Linked DNA regions of Homo sapiens: all the other regions are linked to region 2. Evidence: chromatin loops called from intact Hi-C (ENCODE). Cell type or tissue: heart right ventricle. All regions are shown on one strand. Each heading gives the region's core, and the rest is flanking DNA. Links, peaks and the distances in the headings are about the cores only. Region 1 overlaps SYT2 (synaptotagmin 2). Region 2 overlaps PPP1R12B (protein phosphatase 1 regulatory subunit 12B). Region 3 overlaps PPP1R12B (protein phosphatase 1 regulatory subunit 12B).

What was found. A loop is a pair of places that touch in the nucleus more often than their neighbours do. Peaks named below come from ENCODE experiments on the same cell type or tissue, not always from the same donor. Only the 100,000 strongest peaks of a DNase experiment are listed, where the experiment ranks them.
Region 1: a loop joins it to region 2, with 2.3 times the contacts of the local background. A loop is called at or near these places in 57 of 110 quality-filtered maps.
Region 3: a loop joins it to region 2, with 2.4 times the contacts of the local background. A loop is called at or near these places in 48 of 110 quality-filtered maps.

Annotation. Positions count from the first base shown.
Region 1 is chr1:202,597,092-202,605,049 of GRCh38, reverse strand. It overlaps SYT2 (synaptotagmin 2), which reads left to right. Exons shown (of 9, transcript NM_177402.5): 3 at 429-595; 4 at 1,932-2,051; 5 at 2,505-2,672; 6 at 2,993-3,160; 7 at 4,576-4,693; 8 at 5,699-5,832. Among named protein-coding and RNA genes, the nearest start is that of SYT2, 110 kb to the left of the region's middle. In heart right ventricle, for the core only: CTCF peaks have their summits at 4,515 and 4,722 (motif pointing right); a DNase peak (open chromatin) is centred at 4,739; H3K27ac peaks cover 440 bases.
Region 2 is chr1:202,491,848-202,499,805 of GRCh38, reverse strand. PPP1R12B (protein phosphatase 1 regulatory subunit 12B) reads right to left here. Exons shown (of 24, transcript NM_002481.4): 15 at 6,489-6,692; 16 at 4,324-4,513; 17 at 4,124-4,236; 18 at 2,984-3,025. Among named protein-coding and RNA genes, the nearest start is that of PPP1R12B, 150 kb to the right of the region's middle. In heart right ventricle, for the core only: no CTCF peak of the experiment used is centred there; no DNase peak of the experiment used is centred there; H3K27ac peaks cover 1,364 bases.
Region 3 is chr1:202,561,155-202,569,112 of GRCh38, reverse strand. PPP1R12B (protein phosphatase 1 regulatory subunit 12B) reads right to left here. Exons shown (of 24, transcript NM_002481.4): 20 at 6,191-6,335; 21 at 4,566-4,670; 22 at 1,282-1,335. Among named protein-coding and RNA genes, the nearest start is that of SYT2, 150 kb to the left of the region's middle. RefSeq lists an enhancer at 769-1,441. In heart right ventricle, for the core only: no CTCF peak of the experiment used is centred there; no DNase peak of the experiment used is centred there; H3K27ac peaks cover 4,815 bases.

The DNA.
Region 1 (7,958 bases), core at 2,243-7,242, 100 kb before region 2:
ATCTGGCTATGCATCAGCCCTCTCAAGACTTGGCACAAGGGGCAGAGGCCAAAGGACTGATAAGCATCATCCCATCCTCTCTAGAGTGAGCCAGTCCTCCATAGATCACACTAGTAAAACTCAATAGAGCTAAACTGATATTCTTCCATGCATCCACCTGGTTGCTACCTCTCAGCTAGCAGGCTATACCAACAAGGACAGTAGGCAAAAAAAAAAAAAAAAAAAAAAAAAGCAAGGCATGATTGAAAAGGCATGCAAAGTATATGCACCTTACATACAAATCACTCATGGGTGTGTGGCTTTTAAAATGTGGGGTGTGGGCATTGTGGGATGGCAGTCATATTCCTCACCCATTTTTCCCAATGCTACGGGGTCAGGGGCTGCAAGGCATGGCACTGCTGACCCTGGGATCTTCTCTGTGTGGGCAGTACCACCCTGGGCACTGATCGCCATTGCTGTGGTTGCTGGGCTCCTGCTTCTCACCTGCTGCTTCTGCATCTGCAAGAAATGCTGCTGCAAGAAGAAGAAGAACAAGAAGGAGAAGGGCAAAGGCATGAAGAATGCCATGAACATGAAGGACATGAAAGGGGGTCAGGTAGGGCACATTGGTTGTGAGGGGGACTGGAAGGGGCTCAGCCCAGGCTTTCCTGATGCTGAAAGGGGAAGCAAAGGCTCCTGGGCTTCCACAGCCAAACCTGCTCCCCTCCTTAAAACTTGGCTCTCTCAGTTACATCTCTAGTATAACACCGTCTACCTGGAGGCCCCTGGGAGGGGGGGGCCTTATTCCTGTGTTAGCATGAACTCATCCCTGGAAAGACAGTGAAGGAGAACAATATATTGACTCCCCAATGAGGCTACTGGGACAAAATGTTGGAAAGAGACAGCCCCACACCAGCAAGACACCATCAGTTAACCCTGTGTTTTCCAGCCAGAGAGACTGAAGGACAATATCTCATGGGAGGCATCTAACTGGGCATGGGGCGGGAATCAAATGAGGCGGAAGAGTGACCCTGAGGCACCAAGACAGAGCCAAGTGGAATCCATCATTAATCATATCATAATTTATTTTCCCCTGTCTTTTGGTGTTGGTCAGCCTAGAAAGCTCCTTTTCTTCTTTTAAGTTTGCAGAGGCCTCTGTGTGCTTCCATTTCCCCCATGTTTGTTTGGGGGTGACTAGGAGGAATCTCTTGCTCAAGGAATCCATATGGAGGATGGAGGGAAGGGCTTGATCTCAGAAGCCAGGGATCTAAATGGCCTTTGAGTGCATGTGTGTGTGTATATGTCCTTGCACATGCAGGTATGTGTATGTATGTGGGCCCAAAAGGAACCTGCAGTGTGTGTGAGTGTGAGAGTGTGTTGGGAGGGGTTCCAGGATGACTTGGGTGTAGCCCTTCCTGGTCTTGAGGAGTGGCTGTGGTGACTTCAGGGGCTGGTTTGAGCTGCAGGATTTTCTCTTACATCACTTTCTTCTTTCTCTCTCCACCTCTGTGGGCTCACTCTGCTCCTGTCTGCCTGGACCGTACTTCTGGTATGTCTTGCCCAGGATGCGTGGGGCCTGAGCTGGGGAAAGTGTTTGGGAGAGGGCTTACAAGGGAAGTAAATCCTACCCCCACACCAGCCCCTAGAAGCTATGGAGCAGTTGGCACAGGGCCTGGTCCCATAGCACAGTGTGTCTCAGAGGCAGGAGAGTGGTGCCCAAACCAGAGCCATGTCTCAAACACAGGGTTGGGGGTAGAGGAGCCACCTAGGGGTTCTGATGGGCCGTGAAGGAGGGTCCCATGGCAGGGCCACGTTCCCTCTTGTGTTCCCACCACACACAGCTCTGAGTCAGGGTCTACCACAGAGGGGCTGGTTTCCCGTCATCCTGTGCTAAGCCAGACTTCTCGGTCCTCCCCTTTTAACTTGTTCCCTCTCTCCCCCAGCTCCCACAGGATGACGACGACGCAGAGACAGGCCTGACTGAGGGGGAAGGTGAAGGGGAGGAGGAGAAAGAGCCAGAGAACCTGGGCAAACTGCAGTTTTCCCTGGACTATGATTTTCAGGCTAATCAGGTATGCAGGGCTGTGGGGGGGCAGAGTGGGGGAATGGGGAGAGGCCTGGGAGTTGGGTGGAAGGGGGATAGAAACAGCTCCCTCAGAGATGTGTGGGCACTACTCCTTTCCATAGAATGAGGCAGGCTGGAAACTGCAGGGCCTATAGCTCTGGACATTGATGCTGGCTTGGCCACTAGCCTGCTTTGGGGAAGGTTCCAAGTTGATTATGCTATTAACCTCCCCACCAACCTTGGGCAAGGCAATTTCCCTTTCTCAGGTTTCCTAAATGCCATTCCAAATTCCTTGGGATGGAAATGGAGACCAATCTTCCTCTCTAGCACCAGCCTCCCGCCATTTCCCTGCCCCAACTGCCTCCTCTGGGACGGAATTGGTGGGTGCTGGGTCTGGGGCCAGTTGTGGTATTGGAGCAGTCCTGAGACTCAGGCCCCTTCTCCCCATCTCTCTCCACAGCTTACTGTGGGCGTTCTGCAGGCTGCTGAACTGCCTGCCCTGGACATGGGAGGCACCTCAGACCCTTATGTCAAGGTCTTCCTCCTTCCTGACAAGAAGAAGAAATATGAGACCAAAGTCCATCGGAAGACACTGAACCCTGCCTTCAATGAAACCTTCACCTTCAAGGTGCTGAGGGCTGGAAGGGTGACTCCAGCTCCCTGCCTGATCCCAATTCTCTGCTGAGTTCTACAGACCTTTCCTTGGTCCTTAGCCATGGCTCAGCCTGGAACAATGGCAGCCTTGACTGCAGGGCTACCCCGGCCTCTATGGAGGATCGGGATCCCTCCCACCCCACCCTCACACTCTGCTCCCCAAAAGCCTTGGTCTTTGTCTGTCTCGGCACACTAACCTGGACCCTGTGGGCTGGAATGCAGGCCCCTGCCCATAGCACCCCTGGAGGTGCGTGAGTCGCTCTGGCCCCCTCTGATTCTGCTTGTGCCCTGCAGGTGCCATACCAGGAGCTTGGGGGCAAAACTCTGGTGATGGCCATCTATGACTTTGACCGCTTCTCCAAACATGACATCATTGGAGAGGTAAAGGTGCCTATGAACACAGTGGACCTCGGCCAGCCCATTGAGGAGTGGAGAGACCTGCAAGGCGGGGAAAAGGAGGAGGTAAGAGCAGAGATGAGGCCAGGTTGGGCAGAAAGACGAATGTACAGGTGGGCTTCCACCTCTTGGCATGATGGAAACAGGGTGGGCTTTGGAGGCAGACGACCTGTGTTAGGATCCCAGCTCCACACTGCCTGGCTGTGTGACCCTGGGCAAGTTGCTTACACTCTCTGGACTCGGGTTCCCTCCTTTAGTCTTTTTTTACAGATGAGGATTCATTACCTGCATAAAGCGCCTAGCGCAGCGACTGGTATTTGGTAGGTACTCAAATAAATAAAAACACCATTATTATTGTTACTCCTAAGCTTCTGCTATTACCTAAGGCCAGTGATTCACGCCTCTGTGCCTCAGTTCACCCACAAGAAAAGCTCATGTTTGTTCTAAAGGATACTCAGCAAAGGGACTTGTCCTCCCAGAACTGCTACAGCATCCATTCACTCACTAAATATTTGCTGAGCAATTGCTGTGTACCTAAAACTCCATTTTAGCCATTCTTCCTTCTGGGCATCAATCATTTGTCTTGGCCAGGGCCCTGCTACCTGGCACACTCTAGGCAGTGATGGAGGGCTGAGTAGAGAAGCTTAAGACATCCTTTTTTCCCTTTTGTCCCCTGTGCCTGGGAGGAAGGCCAGCACACCTGAACCAGGACCTGTGTGATGTCGTCAGTCTTGCCCTGGGTGGCTTTGACTTTGAGCAGCTTTGACTCTGCAGTGTGGTGTTGGCCTTAGGAATTAGGAGCCCTGGGTCCTCAGCCTGCCTACAGTGCTAAATTGTTGTGTGACTTTGAGCAAACCATGGCCTCTGGGAACCTCAGTTTCTCATTGGTTACAAAGAATTCTTGTCTTGTTTACATCAAAGAGTTGCAGTGATAGTAACAAAAGGGATGCAAATTGCTCCGAAAACCACAAATCATACTACAAGTGGAATGGTCCACAAGGAGAGATCTTGGTGGGTGGGACTGTTAAGGGAAAGAAGGCTTCTGAGACATTCAGTCCCCCAGGGCCCTTGGTGGTGGACACGTGGCTAACCCACCCGCTTCTCGCACACCTTCCCACCTTACCAGGGCCTGGGGTGGGAGCCCAAACATACTCCCAACCTCCCAGATCCCAGATCCACCCAGGGATCCCTCCCTCAGTCCTGCCACCGCAGCTGTCCTCTACCCCCCTCATCTGTCAGCATCCTCAGCCCACGGCTCCTGAGGTCCCAACCTGTCACTTTCAGGGACTTTGTTGCACTGCATCAGGGGGACCCAAGGTCAGATGCTGGAAGACCTTCTCGGCCATCACATATATGGGGACTGGTGATGAGGGAGGCAGGGACACATCACTGCCTTGCTAATTTTGGCAAGAAAGAGGTCAGCCATGAGAGAGGCACTAGGATGGGTGAGATGACCCAAGTCCTGCTCTTCCCCTGGACAGCCGGAGAAGCTGGGCGACATCTGCACCTCCCTGCGCTATGTGCCCACGGCCGGGAAGCTCACTGTCTGCATCCTGGAGGCTAAGAACCTCAAGAAGATGGACGTGGGCGGCCTTTCAGGTACGTGGAGAGCTTCTGGCTGCCATTGGGTGGCACCAGCGAGCCAGTCAGCACCAAGTCCCAGAGTTTGCACACTCCAGTGAAGAGGAACACTTTGCTGCCCTGGGACTGAGATGTCTCCTCGAGGAGCGGGGGAGCCTTAGCTTCCCAGGCCCTCCTTTTCTCCAAGGGCCCCTTGTCCCCATCAGAGCTGCCTTCCCAGCGCTCTCTGGCCATGCACTGTGGGCTACAGAGAAAAGGATCAGAGAAATTTCATCCCCAGATAAGTTTGTGACTTAGGATTTTACTTCTCCCAGGGAAATGAGCAGGGCTTAGCCCAAAGCATGACACCACAATCGAGACATGTTTCCAGAAGAGGCTGTAGGCTCTGCTGGCTCTGCCCTGGAAAGGGGAGGGTGAGGCAAGGGAGTGGAAGATGCTCTGAATATCACATTTACCTGGCAGTGAATGGGGCTGGCCCATGGCACAGGGCTCTAGTGGATGAAGCCTGCTGCCTCAGCTGCCTTCCCAGAGAATCAGCCCTGGGCATGGGCTCCAACCAGCGCGTTTCAGTGCCAGCCTGGCTCTGTCACTGACCCGCTGTGTGACCTCGGGCAGGTCATTTCCGTTCTTTGGCCTCAGTTTCTTGTCTGCAAGATTAGGGGGATCGGATTGGGATTATGACCCAGCAGATGTGTGTCCTGACTTCAGCACTCCCCACCCACTCCCCAGTACAGGATCACAGATGAATCCCCAGACTCTTTCTCACAAGGCCTTACTTAGACTCAGAAATGCCCTCCACCCAATGCTTCAGGAAGCCACAACCAACTGGTCACAGTTGGTCCTGGAGGTGAAGCCTTTTGCCACCTTTGAACTGGATGGCATGACTTGGGGCTTTCTGAGGGCCTGGTCTCAGCGGAGTGAAGACCCCCTCTTGACCGATGCTCTGGGCAGGCCTTGGTACATTCGGCAGGAAGGCTGGGGGCTAAGGGGAACCTCTCTGGGGTTGGGATTCTCCCTCCGCAGACCCGTACGTGAAGATCCACCTGATGCAGAATGGCAAGAGGCTCAAGAAGAAGAAGACAACCGTGAAGAAGAAGACCCTGAACCCATACTTCAACGAGTCCTTCAGCTTTGAGATCCCCTTCGAGCAGATTCAGGTGCTGGAGCCCTGGGTTCCTAGGCATGGAGCAGGGTTTGGGGAGGCAAACATGTATGGGGAGGTTGAAGAGAGGGAACTCACCTAGAGACCATGGAACAGCCTTTCTTGGTAGGGGAAGGCTCGAGGTCTAATGGTGCCTGGGTGGGGCCTCCTTCCCAAGTGCTTCAGGGATCCCCCTTTTCTGAGGAGATAAACATGAACTAATTCAAAAAATTCTGCAAATCATTCGTTTAGGACTTGAAGGACCATGGTCATGCACACAGATGTATGGGGGTATAGCAAAGGTGCCAGAGGGGTTGGGAGCTGGCTGAGAGGGTGGGAGTGGCCGCTGCCACCTCCATCCTCTCCAGCCACATCCTGTCTTGGCCATCCCTGCCCCACTTCCACTGCTCTCTAGGTCTTTCCCATCTACTCCTCTGATCTGCTTCCTCTCCTCTCTCCCTCCACCCTTCCAGCCTTCTCTATTTTTCCTTCCTTCTCACCAGCAAGTTCTGTAAATGTTGGAGATGAGGTCTGGTTTTCACCATTTCCAGGTATGAGTGGGATCTGGACGTGGTAGGACAAGAGACCCACCCACCCACCCATTTGGGCGGGAAGTCAGGCGCAGCTGGGGGCTTGCAGAGTGGTCGGTTATCATGGAGTCTTGGTCTCTCCTTCTTTGTAGTGAGCTGATCCCACCCCCTCTCCTCCCCGCAGGAGGGCTGGGGGCAAGGGTACAAGAGAATCTTCAGAGTTGGTTCTGTCATCTATGGAGATGTGTATGATGTTATTGATGGAATACTTCAAGGGAACACTGGGCAGCTCAGTGATAATGTTAATCCAAGAGAAGTCCTCATTACAGAGAATTTTAGATCTAGAGCATCCTGACCCAGGCATCTCAAATTCAACATGCCTAAAACCAATGTAATGTTCTTCTTCCTACCTCTTCCCAGCCAAGCCTGTTTCATCTGAATTCTGTTTTCAATGAATGACCCCACAGTCCATCATTTACCCAGTGGCCCAAGTCAGAAACCTGGGCGTCACCTTAGACTGACTATTTCCTTTTTCCTTTCTCATTTATCCAACATACTTTACTGAGCATTTCCTAAGTGGTAGGCTAGGGGATGAGGAAATAAGTGTGTAATCCACACACTCCTTGCTCTCAAGGACCTCACAGTGGGAGGGCACCAGTAAACAGTCTAGTAAAGCACAGTGAGACGACAGCTTCAATGTCCATGAAGCGGAGGACTGTAGTGAGGCTTCCCAGAGAGAGCTTGGTCCTGAAGGACAAATCTGAGTTGGCTGGAGTCACAGGGGAAAAAGGCATCGAGCATTCAGCAAATCCAGCTGATCATCAAGTCCTCTTGATTCTCTTCCTAAATACCTCTCCAACCTGGTTTTGACTTCCCATCCCCACTGTCCCTGCCTTGGTACAGGTATTCGGGATCCATCCTCCCAGACCCTCCAGCATCCTCCAATGGGTCTCTTCCCTGCCATTAGGCCCACTCCTCCTCCAGTAAATCTTCCAACTCAATGCCAGGGCTCTCTCTCTCAAATGTCCACGACACTCCTTTTCTTAAAGTCGTCAGGAGTCCCCTACTGCTTGCCTGAAAGACAAAATGCAGACTCCTTGGCTGACCCCAACCTACTCTACCAGCCTCATTTCCTGCCTCACTGCTTCTCACCCTATACCTCAATGACTGAACATCTAATGTTTCTCAGATGCCAAATGCACTCTCAGGTCTCTATGCCTCTACCCAAGCAAATCTGTTTTCCTGGAATCCTCTTCCTTCTTTTCTCCTCCTAGAGAAATTCTCAGACTTCATGTCCCAGTCACCTCTTCTGTGAAGCCTTTTCTGATTGGCCCCAGGACTGTCACCTCCTCTAAGTTTCCACAGTACCTTGTGCCCATCTCTCTAGCATAACCTTTATCAATTCATGTTGTAAGTTTTCAGTTACATGTCTGCTGATCTCATTGAGGAAGTGAAATTCATCTTTTCACTTTTCCTTCCCTCTTCTCCCCCTCCAAGTGCTTAACAGGGTCTAGAGCACAGTACATCCTCAATAAATGCCCAGTGGTAGAAACAAAGGCTGCCAAAGGCGTGGCCTCTGCCTCCATGTCAATTCAGTCTTCACTGGAGCAGA
Region 2 (7,958 bases), core at 1,833-6,832:
TGGTATATAAAAAAGGAAATGAACTTCAATGACCTCAATAGAGATTTAGTTTAAACAACAGAAAGGTCTTAAACCACGTTGTTGTCACTGCTATACAAGTGAAGTATTAAACAATCTTCTTTTGAAATCTTTAAGAAGGGGGGAAAAACCATAGATATTTTGAATCATTTAGGTCTAACTCTGACTGGAGGCATAAGATAAAGATAATAACCGTTGAAGCTTCCTTTCTACCATTAAAATTAAATATTATTGGCTGGGCATTGTGGCTCATGCCTATAATCTCAACATTTTGGGAGGCCAAGGCAGGAGGACTGTTTGAGCCCAGGAGTTCGAGACCAGCCTGGGCAACGTGGTGAAACCCCATCTCTAGAAAAACTCCAAAAATTAGCTGGGTGTGGTGGCTTGTGCCTGTACTCCCAGCTACTTGGGACACTGAGGTAGTAGGATCACTTGAGCCTGGGAGGTTGAGGCCGCAGTGAGCCATGACTACATCACTGCACTCCAACCTGGGCGAAAGAGCAAGACCCTGTCTCAAAAAAAAAATTAAATATTACTGCTGGTTGATTTCTATCTTTTCCATTCAATTCTCTGTCCTGAGAGGCAACCACTCTTCTGATTTCTATCACCATAGATTAGTATCACTTATTCTTGAGCGTTAATGATGAAACGTTTTAAGGTGATGGAAAAGTTCTATATCTTGATTTGGGTAGTGGTTATACTGGTACATACAAGTGTCAAAACCCAGCAAACAGTATATTTAAAATCTGTGCATTAATTGTAAATTATATTTCAGTTAAAAAAAAGCCAAGATATTAGAGTCTTGGGAAGAGATAACTTTAAAAATAATAGATATTATAATTCTCAAGGAGTGGACTAGGTAAGAGAAGGAAGCCAGCATGACCTCAATAGCAGATATAGTTTTATTGAACTAAAAACCAAGAAAGGAAAGAGCTGCCCTGGGCTTCTCAACTGTATCCATGCTGATTAGCTAACAGCACCATTTCAATGGAATGCCCTCCGCTTTAACTGGCTCATTTGTTGTTGCAGAGCTGAGTCAACTGTACTGCCTGAAGGATGAAAATGGAGCTGGGGTAGAGAGGTGGTCATAAGATACTACTGATTGTCTTGAAATAGAAATGTAGGAATTTACACTAGGCCATGACCAGGCATGTGGCTCTGTAGGCCCATATAGATAATGGCATCATGCCTGCTAGCATTAGGAGAGAGTGCTCAAGGGAGAAAAACAGTTAAGAATTTAACTGAAAGAAATGAAACAAGCAAATATAAGACTTTTACAAAAAGGATGCCTCACCCTATGCTGATTCATTATCGGCCTTTCTTCCTGCACTATTAGCGAGGCTGGAGATTGGCACTTGGAATATATTTCTTATAGCAACCTTAGCTTATCTGCATAAATTCAAATGTACCAGTCCACAGATAATGGGCTGTTTATTCTTTTTGATTCACATTGTTGTTTTCCTGACACATGGTAAACACTAGTAGATGCCTTATGCAATTGGATGTGTGGAGTATTTTTTAGTCTGACAAATGCCTTTCACATCAAACTGCAACAGTCTCTGCTTTTCTTCATACTTTCAAGTCAACAGTCCTAAAGTAAAATTCCCTAGGAAGTACTGCATCAAGATCATCTTAATTTTCCTTACTTGGTACCCTCTAGGCTAGGATTTTCCAGTGCCAAGAAGTTTAGAAAAGTAGAGAATAGAATTTTCACTGGCAAAAGACATTCTTATGACAACAAAGCCTTCCCTTTTGCAATTCCCTGGATTTAAATGGCCTATGTAATTCTGTATGGATAATGTTCCATTTCAGTACTCTATAATCTATAACTCAGATCCTCTGAGTTATATTTCCTGAGTTATATATGCTTTGAGTTATAATTCCCCAAAGGAACTTTCCTATATTCACTCTTCCTATCTCCAAAAGCCTTTCCAAGCCCCTTGAAGAAACTAAGAGTTGCTATAATTCATACACATACACACAGGCACACACTCGTGCCCCAAGGAACCTCTATATACTATTTCCACACCACATAGCTTGCCTTTATGAAGTAGCCCCAGCTTCAACCAAGGGCAGGCAATTCTCACCTATGTCACCGTTAGTCATTAAAGGCACTACTTTCTAGAAGGCTACTATTGTCTGTTTTGGATCTAGACAAAAATATAGGCAGATCAATGACAATATATTATTTATATCTTCTCTGCTAAAGATGAGTTAGATGTTAATTTTCAGTACAGGTTATTAAATATACTCTGAAAACATACTTCCAATAAGTTGTAGGATACAAAAGGTCATCTTTTTACATAATTTCAATAGAAAAGCACATGTATTTCAATTAATTTAGTCAGAACCAAATTCCTTCCTTCTTGGAAAACAGTACTAAAAAGAAAACCACCACCAATCATGTCTGAGTGGCTTACAGGAGCCTGGAGTATCTTCAGAAAAGCTGAACTTAGGCCTTTCACTGCAGGGAAGAGTTGGATGTCAGGCCTTAAAAGGGCAGAGTTATGTAAGATGCCAGATGTTTAATCTTATCTCAAAGTCAAATATAAATGACTTGGGGACTGTCTGATGTTTTACATTCTCCACATTTATGTCCCTCTCTATTAGTGCGGATCCAAAAAGGAACTGGTATCACTCTTCACTTTTCATTCAAAGATTTCAAAGTACTTCATATAATCCAATAACATACAAGAGAGAAAATGATGGATCCTATAACAGTGTGAAAGACTGGCAGTAGGCACAGAAAAATGTAGGAAACTGCTTCAAGAGCACAGGCACTGTTACACCACATGAGAAAATAGTACCACAAACTAACACCTGCCCCATCTCTTAGAGGAATGTCTATCTCCAAACTCCTTCTCAACTAAAATCTGCATTAAGTCTTGCCCTTTCTTCTACTAAAATTACATACAAGAGCAAGACTGTGCTCTCAAGAGACATGCTTCACTGGCTTGTCACTTACCCACGTTTCTTTGACCTCTTCAGAGCCATCAGTTTCATCCTCCTAAAAAAGAAAAGGGAAGAAAATCAAGAGGCTCATTGTCACAGACATCCTTGAAAGCAACAAGGTCAGATCCCATCAATTATGCATCTTGGCATTTCAAACATGGGCAATGAGAATTGACTTCCAAGTGATGCTCTGTTACTGCTACTTTTCACAGCCATCACAGGCAGGCAACTTAGAAATGTCACCTGTAGTCTAAAAAGTCAAATCAACCACAGTTGGAAAAGGGATATCTTTAAGACAGACAGACAAGACAGACAGACTTAATTTCATCTTTGTCAATACTTATCAGTCAATTTAGCCCTAAAACAATGAAATATTTTTATCTAAAAAATAATTTATAATGAATGACTACTACTGTCTCATTTCTTGTCTCACTGAATAAAGTGTGTCCAATTTTCAAAGGAGTCATTGGTAGGCAGGGTCGTCTTGTCCAAGTTATTGGCCACTTGTTCTTTAAAATGCCAATAACAAGGTTGAATGAGAAGGCTACAGAACAAGATATGGAAGAGGATGAATGGAACTACTGATTGTGTATTTGTAGTTAGTAAACATTGGCATATCTGTCTTTATTTTAAAGCCAAAGTTCATCTATTTTATGTTATTTGTTCCACTTTTTCTCTAAAACAGTAAAACTAAGTGAACTTGTATTACTTAGAGGTTTTAAGTTCCTTGAACTTCCTGTAGTACTCCTACAATATTTAGTTAGAATCTCTGCTCATATGTGGCATTAAGATATTGTTGACTCACTACATGACATTCAGGGAATATTAGGAAGGACTACTAAAACTCGACAAGCTTATTCACTTGTTATATTTGTTTATATGGCTGTTGTATATTTCCAGTTTTTTAATTCTTTGCCAATTATTTACTGAGTGCCTACCATGTGCTTAGCACTGTACTAGATACTGGGAATCTAGCAGGAACATACCAAATGAGTCCCACACTAGTTAGGTCTTTCTTCTCTTTTCCTCAGTAATACTTCCTGAGAAACTGCAAGATTCATGGCACCATGCGGGACTCTTTCTTTTAAACTCAACTGAAAGAATGGTGACCAAGAGTAATATGATATGCCTCAGCACAGACCAATCCACTTACATCCTTTGTCCAGAAATTGATGCCTGTGCCTCTTCGTCGTTCCTTGGGCCGCCTCCTCTCTCGGATGGACAGCCTCTTAGAGGACTGCTCATCCAAATCTGCTTCTTCATTCTCTGGCCAGAGATAAAATAAAGTATGAACTTTAAGAATCTGGGGATGTGCACTGTGGAGGGGCCTGTGTCTTTTGAAGTTCTACATACCATTTTTGTCCATTTCCTTTGCAGTTGTAGTGTTTGTGGTAGTCTCTGAACTCTCAGAATCAGGGACTGAAAATCTATTTGTCCATAGCAGGTGGGAACTGGTGTAGAGTGAGGGTCTTGACGTAGAAGGAGATGCTGGCGTGGTGGGTTTGTCTGGCTGAGCTGGGCACCTCAGGCGATGACAGATAGGCTGGAAATAATCCACAATATGAGATATTAGAAATCAAGTCCATCTAAAGAGTAAGGACAGCAGGTTTATACAAAATGTTTTTTTCTATATTAAGGGGCTTATGAGTAGATGATGATCAATATTGAGTACCTGGTAATAGGCACTCAATAAATGAACTAAGCTAAAGTTAGTTAATTAGACAAAAAAAAAAAAAACACAGCTGCTAGACTCCTACTCTGAGAATCCCATCATGTTGAGAGCAGTTCAAGCAAATTATTCATCAATTAACCAAAGGGTACTAGATAGCATTAACCATGTAAAAAAAATTCCTTTGATCTTGGAATGAAAATAAGAATGATGGCCTTTTTAAGATGGAGGGCTGAAAGGCAAGGTTTATGTAGGGAAACAAAAAGATCAGGAGCATGAAGAAGCAGAATGTAGGGATTACCTGAGAACAGAGAATAAATGTGAGTATCCTACCGAGTTCTGAATACTCTACCACCTTGCCATAACCAGGCTTACTGAAACTTTCTAAAGTTCCCATTTTCCTTTTTGTAGTTTTGTTTTGTTGTTGTTGTTTTCTTTTCTTTTCTTTTCTTTTTTTTTTTGAGACGGAGTCTTGCTCTGTTGCCCAGGCTGGAGTGCAGTGCTGCGATCTTGGCTCACTGCAACCTCTGCCTCCTGGGTTCAAGCAATTCTGGTCTATTGTGGTCTTTTTTTTTTTTTTTTTTAAACCTGAGAATTAGGACAGATAGAGCCTAACAATAAGCCTTAACTTGGTTTATGGAAGACTCAGAGATAGATAAATCCTTACTACACATTAAATTTATGACATAGAGATTGTACACATTTTTGTGATTTATAAAGACATATACAATAAAATGTAGTAAATTTGGAGTCAGAAAGATCTTTGTTCAAATTCTAGCTTCAGCATTACTAGCTGTGACCTTGAATAAGTTACTTAGCTTCTCTGGGCCATAAATTCCTCATCTATAAAACAGAGATAACACCTTCTTCAGAGAGGATTATGAGGATTAAATTAAGAAAATGTGTGTTAGGTGCTTAGAAGAATACCTGGTAATAGGTACTCAATAAATAGTAGCTTATAAAACAAAATACAAAATAGAACTTCAGTTTATAGAATCTAGCCATTCAGAGTCAAAGCAAGAAGGAGATACCTTTCTTCTATAACCACAGTGACCATAACATTTATCAGTCCAAACTGGGACACTTTTGAGAGTGCAAAGGAGGGGTAATGATAATTACACAAAGACAACAGTTGTAATTGGAACCATCTTAGGTAAACCAGGAGTTATGTTCACCCTAAATATAAACTTATACCTTTTACTACCAACTCCACTAGAGAAATGAAACATAAATCAAAACGTCCCTCCCAACAGTGACACTCAAGAGTGCTTTGTAAGCCCCTTAGGTTTATAAGAGTTTGAAAAACAATACACTAGTAGTTAAGAGAGCAAGCTGTGGAGTCAGACTGCCTATGTTCAAACTCTGGCTTAACCACTTCTTGGCTATGTGAAATGGGCAAATTCCTTAACCTCTGTGATTCAATTTCCTCATATATAAAATAGAAATAGTAATATTTACCTCAGAGAGTTGTTATGAGGATTAAATGCATTAATACACAAGAAGTACTTAAAATAGTGCCTGGCATAAAGTAAGCATGTATTGAGTAAAGTAAACACTCAATATATGCTTATATTTTTATTTGCATTTTGTTATACTATGACCTCTCCTTTTAGACTAGAAGGACATTTATTCAAAAGCATCAGTGAACTCTCAGAAGAAAAAAATGGTCATTTAAGGACCAACATCCTCTAAATTTTTGTCACACAGGTTTGCAAACTAAAGACAGCCATACTGAGTGAGTTGTCCATTGCAAGGTAGAACACAGCCTTTGAACTACCAGTGAAGAAGATACTCCCCAAACTAATTACCCTGCTTTTAGCACAGTACATGCCAGCAAAAATGAGCTCACCTCTTCATCCAGACTCCTGCCCCAGGGCTGCTGGCCCTCCCCAGCTTCTGTTGCTGGAACTGCTGAGGGCTCATGCTTCTCAGGGCTCCCCTCAAGCCCTTCAGTGTCTGTGGGCTTCTCACGAGGCTGCTCCTGAGCTTGCCTCTCTGCCCTCGACCGGCTGAATGTCCTTTCTGCTTCTTGAAGGTCTGTTAGGGTGACACCCTGGGAAAATATCACAAGATCAGGGCTGTTTCACACTAACCATGGAATAACTCTTGATTGATCAGGAATATTCCCAAAAAGACCTAATAGTTATCAAATCCCAAAATGAAGCCCCTCAAAATGCATAATGAGGCCACTTCAAGCAATATATGCTTAAAATAAGCATCTCAGTGTACAAAGAACCCGGGCCTGAGTCTAGGTACATTTTAAATGTAATACTTTAGTTTTTCTAGTTTGATCTCCAGAAAATAGGTCAACACTGATGTCTGCCTGTTATAGATGTACTTTTTCCATACCAAATAGTTCTCAGTATCTTTATTTGAAAGGTCCCTACCCTCCCAAGATCAAATGGTTACCAACAGAGATTTCCTAAACAGCAGATACTGGGGAAAAATATTCACTTAAAAAAAGAAAAACCTGGCTCAACAAGATGAAAATTCAGAGCTAGGCTACAATAACAACAACATAACCTCTTAAAACTCCTAGACTAGCTTTTCTCTAATATCAATTCCCAAGTAACTCTAGGAATCATATAGGGATATTCCAACAATTAATGTTCCCCCCACAGTGTCACAGGGGCAGCAAGAGAGAAGACAGGCAAATGATGACAAAACTACAGGAGAAGGGAGAAAAGGAGTTTAGAAAGAGCATGAGCTGATTCCAACTCAAGTAGTTATGTGCATGAGTCCTCAGAAGAAGGAAGTTCCAAAGCTGGAAGGTAGTTAGTTGATCAGGCACTGTATCCACAACTTGCTTCCCCTCCCCACCCCCAGCTTTTTTACTATTAATTCATTTACTTACTCATTCTGTTAATAAAGAATTAGGTGTCTTTAGGCACTAGAACTACAAAGACAAATCCAATGGTTACTGTCAAGAACCTTTTAGTCTAGCAGAAAAGATGTAAGAAGACAGACGAGTATAATGAGAGAATGTAAGTATTAAAACAGAAACACAAGAGTATATAGGATGAATACCGAACACTGGGTTTTAAAGAGTAAAAAGAACTTGGGTAGGGGGAGGGAGAAAAGGCATTATAGATAGAGGGATCTTGTACAAAGATACAGAAACAAGAGAGGCCACGGATGATTTAGGAATCTGTAGGTAACTTAGCAAAGATGAAGCACACAACAAAAAAAGGAAAGTTGGAGGACAGAGAGAGAATGAGGATAGGTGATTTTAGGAAAGCAGGCAGAGGCTAGGTCATAACAGATTTTGTAAGCTATGCTAAGAAGCTTAGATTTTACTTTCTTTGGGAGTCGGTGGTCC
Region 3 (7,958 bases), core at 1,383-6,382, 70 kb before region 2:
GAATTCAGAAGGGAGTAAAAATGCTGCCTCCCAGCTGCTGTGTGATCAGCAGATTCACGGTCAAAGGTTTGTCTGCTGACTCAGGCAAACCTTACTCAGGAGATCTGAGCACTATCTGATCCTGCCACTTGTAAGATGGAGCTACCTCACTGATAAAAATCACATTATCTAAATCTCCTATCATAAAATCAGTAGATATATGGAGAAGCAACTTGCTAATATGCAAACAGAAGAAGACATTCAGTTACTCTGTGCAGGTTGAAGATTTCATAGAATTTCAAATGTCTGCAAGTGACTAGGGCCCTTGCTCTCTATTATCAAAAAGGCATCATTATCTTCAGTAATGCTCTCCCTAAATTCCTAGGAAACTGCTTCTCTCATGATGAGGAGCAGATGGTGAGCCGGGAAGTAGACATCATTGTCTAAGAAACAGCATCTCTCCCCCTAGTTTCTTCCCTCCCCCTGTAGTTGCTTCTCTCCCGTTCCATTTCTCTTTCCCAGCAACTGACTCTTGGTTTAGCCTAAACCCAATGAGGAGTTTTTGATCAGATGGGATACCAAGGAAGTTTGGTTACAGGCCAAAGGAATAAAATGTAAAACTTAGCTGCTTTCCAAATTAAACAGACAACAACAGGACAGATGGGAACATATTATATCTCCAGGGCCAAATCAAAGCTAGGGTCCATCAATAAATCTAATTGAATTTTCCCAATCCAAGAATGTAAAATCCCAGAATAATATTCTGAGTACAGTTGGGAGGAGATCAGCAATTGAACCAGAAATCCTCCCCTCAGTCAAAATAAGTGAAAGACTGTGTTGGCTCATGTTTCAAGTCGTAAGACCTAAATGGCAGAGGGTCCCACTGAAAGCTTCCTTTCTGTTCAAGGTTATGAAAACGGTAAAGAGACCTTGGATGTGTGTGTGTGTGTGTGTGTGTGTGTGTATGCAATGATTTACAGTAAACCAAAATGTTATGGGTTGTGTGTGTATGCAGTTCTGCCCACAGTCAGAACAATGTACGAGATGACCTTCCAAGGACCCTTCCCACCCTAAGACTAAATATGTGGAAAGTACTGACCATCTGAGGAAATCAAAAGGACTAGCAATCAAATTACTGCCTAGAGTCAGACAAAAAGAATTTATCATCAAGCTGGGAATGGAATGTGGCAGAACTCCCTCCTTCTTAAGATGGACTTTTTCCATTGGCATGAATAACAAAGTGGGAGAGAGTCAGAAAGAAGAGATGAAATGGGGTGGAGGGGGAAACAGACATGCGCATACCCGTTTCTCCATCTCCAGCACTGATGATCGGTCAGAGGTCTTTTCTTGTTTCTGCTGGTGCAAATGGAAGGAAAACAGTTGTTATTTAAGTTGTCTAAGGGCCAGTAGAACGCCCAGTCTAGTTCAGCTTCACTACTAGACATCTAGAAATAAACAGTAAAACTTTGGACTTCCCCTATAGCAGGGATCCCCAGCAAACAGGTTCTGATAGATCTCTAAGCCTAACATTATCACCTCTCTGAAGTTTGCAGGATTCCCTCTGGGGAGGGGAAGGCAGTAGTAGTATTCCCTGAAATTACAAAGAAATTACTTACAACACACAATCTCTCTCTCTCTCTCTCTCTCCACAGGTCTTCAATGCTAATTACAATTTTACATCTCACCATTCTTCTCCTCTCTTCATTCTATGAGTAATATCACAACCCAGAGGAAATAACAAAAAAAAAAAAAAGGCTTTTCTTTAAAAGGCTGGCAACTCCTGAGCGAGAATGTCTAAGGCCAATGGCACTTGTCTAAATAATCCCCTTTCCCCTATTCTTTCTGTTTTGGGAATTGATACCATTTTTCTTTTAGAGCAGCAGTTTTCATATGTGGGTGGGCTTTAAGGGGTTCTTAGGAGTCCATTCATGGCATCTGCCCTGCTTTGAACAGAGGTAGTCCACTTTCATCTGTCTTATATATTGGGCTTCCAGATAAGGTAATTTTATTTGAATAAAAGATTTAGAATGTTTATTTTAGATCATCTTTGACTTAAATTTTGCAGAGGGGCTGAAAAGACTTAGCCTCACGGCAAAAAAAACAGAATAACCTCAGATAATGGCCCTTCCTTAAAAGGGGAATAAAAAACCCTTAAGTCCCTTTTGGCCTTAGGGTCATAGAACTCAGCAGAATTTCTTACATTCAGTAGACATTTAATAACTGCTGGGTGATTATTTTTATTTTGCTTAGTGTCATGCAGAGACAACATTTAAATAAATATAGAAATTATGCTGGTCTTCTTGCAGCAGTTTCTTTTTTTAAAAAAAAAATTAAGGAATGGCCAGAACTAACAATAAAACTCAGAATTCTGGCTCCTGTCCTGGGCTTTCACCTTCTGTTTGGAAGGGCATGGCTGTCTGCCTTTATGCTGCATCTACTATGAAGCAGAAGGAAGAGAAAAAAACGCAAAAATAGATCCTACAGCTTGTTAATATCCTCGTAAGTCTTTCTTTCCTAAGCCTGAGGAGCTGTAGAAGTTGTGATGATTTCATGATTTTCAAGGTTTATATACACAAAGAACTAGTTTTTTGTTTGTTCTGTTTTTAATGTTGACTCCCTTAGAGTTGGGGTGGATCTTTTATGTAAAAATATTGTGTATGTTCATGTGGTAACTGTCTCCATACAAATGTGTGAGGCTGAGAAGCCCTCCCTCCACTGTCCTGCCAAACAACTCCATTTTTGGTAAATGGCAGAGACTTGGTTTGTAGCAGCACCATTTCTTATGAATTTCAATAACTTGTATTTGGCAAAACTAAGTATATTTTGACACACCCAGCAAAGCAGTGGGCCAGAGAGTAAATGCTTTTCCCCAGCAACTGGAAAGGCTGATTTTATTTTCAGTGCCCTCTGTGCAAGTCAATGTCAGCAGCTTGTTAGACTGCTCACTGTTCTAAGGCATGGGCTGGTGGAAATGCTGAGAACCCCTAAAGGTCAAGACATATGCTGTCAGAAGCTTCCGCTGAGAAGAGTGGGGAGCAGGTGAAACTGCTCTTCCTGTGGTTCCTCACATGACTGCTCTTTAATTTTCTGTAAAACAATCCTAGTAATAACTGACAAGAACCAGCATAAGATCTGTATTTATAAACCACTGCCAATATGTGGCGCCATTCAGAATAAAAATTAGCCCCAGATTTCTTTTGAGGGTCTACTGTGAATGAGACTTTTTTTTTTTTTTGCCTGGCTCAATAATGTTGGAGTGAGATTTATTCAGTCCACCCCGCTGCCTTATGGCAGGGCTATAGCTATGTGTGTATTTTTCTCTTTTAGATTTAGAAACCTACTTTTCTTATTCCACAAAATCACTTTAAGCCTAGTTATTATCTATTTGTGTTGCAGTAAGTCTCAGAAATTTCCAGTAGAGCCATGTTGGGCTACTATAATCAGGAAAAAGGGGGTGGCTCTTCTAAACTGACAGGCAGTTCACATTTTACACCTGGGTAAGCCCTTCTCCAGAAAGTGAGTGTCCTGGCTGTCTTGCTGGAGTCCTACGCAGCTCTGTGGGGCTGTCTTCCAAGTGTTGGCACCCTCCTGCTCATGCAATTCCAGAGGGGTTAGAATAGGATGTTTAGAGGGTAATCAACACCCCTGCCCTCCAAACTCCATGTATTTGGTACTGTACAACCCTAGCATTTTAGTCTTTGCTTTTGGATAGCCAGTCATATTGCCAGAATGACTAGCCACCTCTGGTTTTCATTTCAAGCCTTCCTGCTAAAGAATCATTTTTACTTCAGTTCAGCTTTCGAAATTCTAAGTCCCCAGGCATTCTAGGAGGGAAATAACTCAATAGGTTTCCTGATAACTCAGCAATAACCAAAAGCAGTGCTTGCTTTAGCTTTCAGCTGCGGAGTTTGTTTCACTGGTGACAAGGTTATTACCTCCAGCATCCTCTAAAGCATCATCTAATTAAATCAAACCTGGCAGTGAGAGGAAATAGTTTATCAGTCTTTCTGCCACTAATATTCCTTATTTGTAGGCTGAAAAAGAGTGGTGGCTTGGGGAGATAACATATGCTACAGAATCTTTGCTTTGGGACTTAACCCTATGTTGTGGCACCACCTTTGCCCTTGATTTGTTATATGGCCTAAGCAAACCACTTACTTCTCTAGGCTTAATTTGTTATCTCTCTGCCCTAGGTTTAATAGGGTCTTGCTTATCTCTCTCCAAGAGGTGAAGTGTAGATAAACTGAACTGAAACATAATGAACAGGACAAGAGGAACTGTCTAGGACTAGCTTTGTAGTGCTGGTTTATGCTTTTCTACTAATAAATAAGTAGATGATGAGCCATAGTATTAATTATTAGCATTCAGACCATCAGGAATTGTTCACTGAATTATCAGTTTTCCTTTTTAAGTTAAACACTGATTGAAACCTAAAATAAATTAGAATCTAAGAAGCTTCTATCTCATTGCCCCGAGAAGGCCTGATCTTGACTCTATCTTACTTCCTGTCCCTTAGATCCCTAGTCTAGTTTGCTTCCTTACATCAACCCTTGGTTCTCATCTTTTTTCTTCTTCTTCCGTCTTACCTGGGCCACCTTCTCAAGCTTGGACTTTATATCTGCTAGCTCTAGCTGGGCTTCCTGAAGTTTTGTTTTCAGTTTTTGGTTTTCAGTCAGAGCACTCTCATAGAGCTAGAGGAGAGGGAAAAAAGAGGATCAGCGTTCGCGTTAGAACTCACACCATTTCATCACATGAGAATGCCCAGGGCTCTGTGCCCCAAGCCACCACTATATGGTAGAGAGAGAAAATGAAGGAAGGGTAGGGAGCAGAGTACATTCAGCCAACTGGTCTCTTGCTTTTTCAAAGTGATGAACAGAAAGAGAATGATGATGCTCCAACTTCAATAATGTTAATCTCTGGGGGAAAAACAGTCATTACTATGGGACATTTTCATTGCTTAAAAGAGCAATGAAAAAGACAATTTTTTTTTGGAACCAGTCTACTGTGTATATTGATTTTAGTCAAGTTCTGCTTAACAAAACATTAACAGAACAAGCACTCTTTATTCCCTTTGGAGACAGGGTCTTGCTCTGTTACCCAGGCTGGAGTGTAGTAGCATGATCACCCCTCACTGCAGCCTTGAACTCCCAGGCTCAAGCAATCCTCCTAACTTAGTAGCTGGGACTACAGGCATGAGCCACCATGCCCAGCTAATTTTTCAATTTTTTGTGGAGATGGGGGTCTCACTATATTGCCCAGGCTGGTCTGGAACTCCTGGGCTCAAGTGATCATCCTGCCTCACCCTCCCAACGTGCTGGGATTACAGGCATGAACCACCATGCCCATCCTAAATATTTTCTTTACAAAAATAGTTTTTCCTGGTATCGCAAACACCTGAAAGGGAAGGTTTTTAAGTCTACTCTTGGAGTTAGGTACTATTCTACAAGAAAAAAGGAAATAAACTGTAAAGTGATGATGATTTTCTTTTCTTTTTTTTTTTTTTTTTTACTAACACCAAGTAGTATTTAGTTGATATTCACAGGACCTTATTAGAAGCACATGTTTGTTAAAAATAACAGTCTACCAAATGATTCTCAGGGGCTCAGAGAGACAGCATTAGGTTTTTCACCCTTTTTATATTCTTAATTTCTTACTTTTCCCTACACTTCTAAATACCTGATTCTAACTATACACTTACTGCACTAAAAGCAACATATGGCTGGGCATGGTGGCTCACGTCTGTAATCCCAGCACTTTGGGAGGCTGAGGTGGGAAGATTGCTTGTGGCCAGGAATTCAAGACCAGCCTGGGCAATATAGTGAGATCCAATCTCCATAAAAAATAAAAAATGTAGCCGTGTGTGGTGGTGCATGGCTATAGTTCTAGCTATGTGGGAGGCTGTGGCAGGAGGACCCTATGAACCCAGGAGTTTGAGAGGGAAGTTACCTATGATTGCACCACTGCGCTTTAGCCTGGGTAACAATGAGACCTTGTCTCAAAAAACAAAACAAAACACCTCAATATCTGAAGGGGTCTTTATCTAGTTTTTTGGAGAGGTGAAGTAAACCCAGAAAACTGCAAGGAATTATTATTACTTAAGTGCCTTTTCTTCTGCTTATTCAGAGCTATGGTAATTTTTCTGGGTGTGGTGGAGGAAGGCTGAGAGGTTTACATGTCACCAAAGAACCGGAAAATTGAATAAAGACCCTACTTTTTTATAATCTCTGTTGCTGTCTTCTTCTACACGGCTGGTCAGGGTGGCTAGGCGGGCCTCCCGGGCCTCCCGACGGGCTCTTGCTGAAGCCCGGTCACCGTAAGAATCACTGGTTGTAGGATTACTACCTCCCGATTCCAACCTGTGGGAGATAATATTAAAGATAAAAATTGGTTTTGAGAACAAAGTAGTGGGGAGAAGGTAATGCTCAGGGGTAGTTTGCGCCTTTTCTAAGAAGTATTTCGGAGCCCTGGCCAGAAACAACTCATAACATTCTTTCCTTCAATCTCTCTGCCAGCGTTCCCAGACCTCAGGGCTAAACTGCACGAGCTTGGAGAGGGAGGCTGACCATCATTTGCCAAGAATGAAGCTTATTGAAAAATTAGTGGTTTGGACCTATGAGCTGACTTAAATCTTAAGAGCTTTTCATATTAGTTTAGGATTGAACAGCTTCCCTCAAAAGTGTGCTTTTAAAAGTAAAGATTTCTTGAATTTCAATGGCTCTTGGAAAAATGATTACAATGAACTGTCAATGAATCAGAAACATGTGGACTTAGAGATCTGAGCTGGAGGTTGAATAGGAATGAAATGGCCACTAGGGCATGCTACGTATGCCTTTTAGGTGCTCTACAGGTTTGCTGGAATCCCAAACATTTTAGGGATACCAACACAGTGCCCAAATAGCTAGTTTTCTACCATCTTATCCATATTCCACATCAAGACTGCTGTGCCTGTGATTAGAATTTTGACATATTTTAGCAACTGAGCTCTTAGAGTTGATAGTGGTTTTATTTCCAGTATTGGTAAGTTCATTAAGGGAAGGATCTCTCAGCTGATTACCTGTTTAAGTGTACAACTATCACCCTAAATCCTTAACGCTGGTTTATATTTTTCTCAGACTTTGCTCTTTCCAAATTAAAAGGCAGCACATATGAAACTGAAATCAGCCCTGCAGAGTGCTACATCCTGAACTGGGATGGTTTGAAGAGTCACAACTGTGAAAATTGCATCTGATGTATCTGTCCTGTGGTAGCTATTTGCCATAGCTGGGGGTGGGGAAGCTGAAATAAGTATTAGAAGAGATAGAGAAGCAATAAGGATGACACAGAGAAGGCAGAGGCAAAGTAATTAGCTCCTAATGACAATGGTGGCCTCTTTTCACTCACAGAGATGCTAAGTCCCACATTCTTCAAAACATTCTTTTTCTTCTTCTTTTGTTAATAGAAATCTCTTTATTGAGTTTCCTGATTATAAAAGCAATATATGGTTGTAGAAAAAGTTCATACTGAAGTATCTAAAGTAGAAAGTGAAAGGGTCACCCCATAATCCTGCCTAAGAAATAACTACTTTTAACTGTTTAGTTCATATCCTTGCAGAATGTCAAGCATATATGTTAAAATACATAGTTCTATAAATAAATTCAGATAACATACACTATTGTCTAACTCCTCCTCCTCTCTATACTTACCACTATGACCGTGGACATCTTGCCATCTAAGTAAAAATAGATTTGCCTCACTAAAAAAAAAAAAAAGACTGCAGTCTTCTCCATTACATGCCTGTAAGATAATTTAACTAATCTTCTATGATAGACACTTAAATTTTTCAAATTTTTTAGCTATTATAAACAATGCTAAAATGAGCAGACTTATCTATAAACCTTAGTGCCTTTGTCCAGTTACCTTCTTATGAAATATTTCTTATGACAGAAATATGTATCTGTCATTAATTTTAATATTTTAAAATCATTATGAACAATCAATAT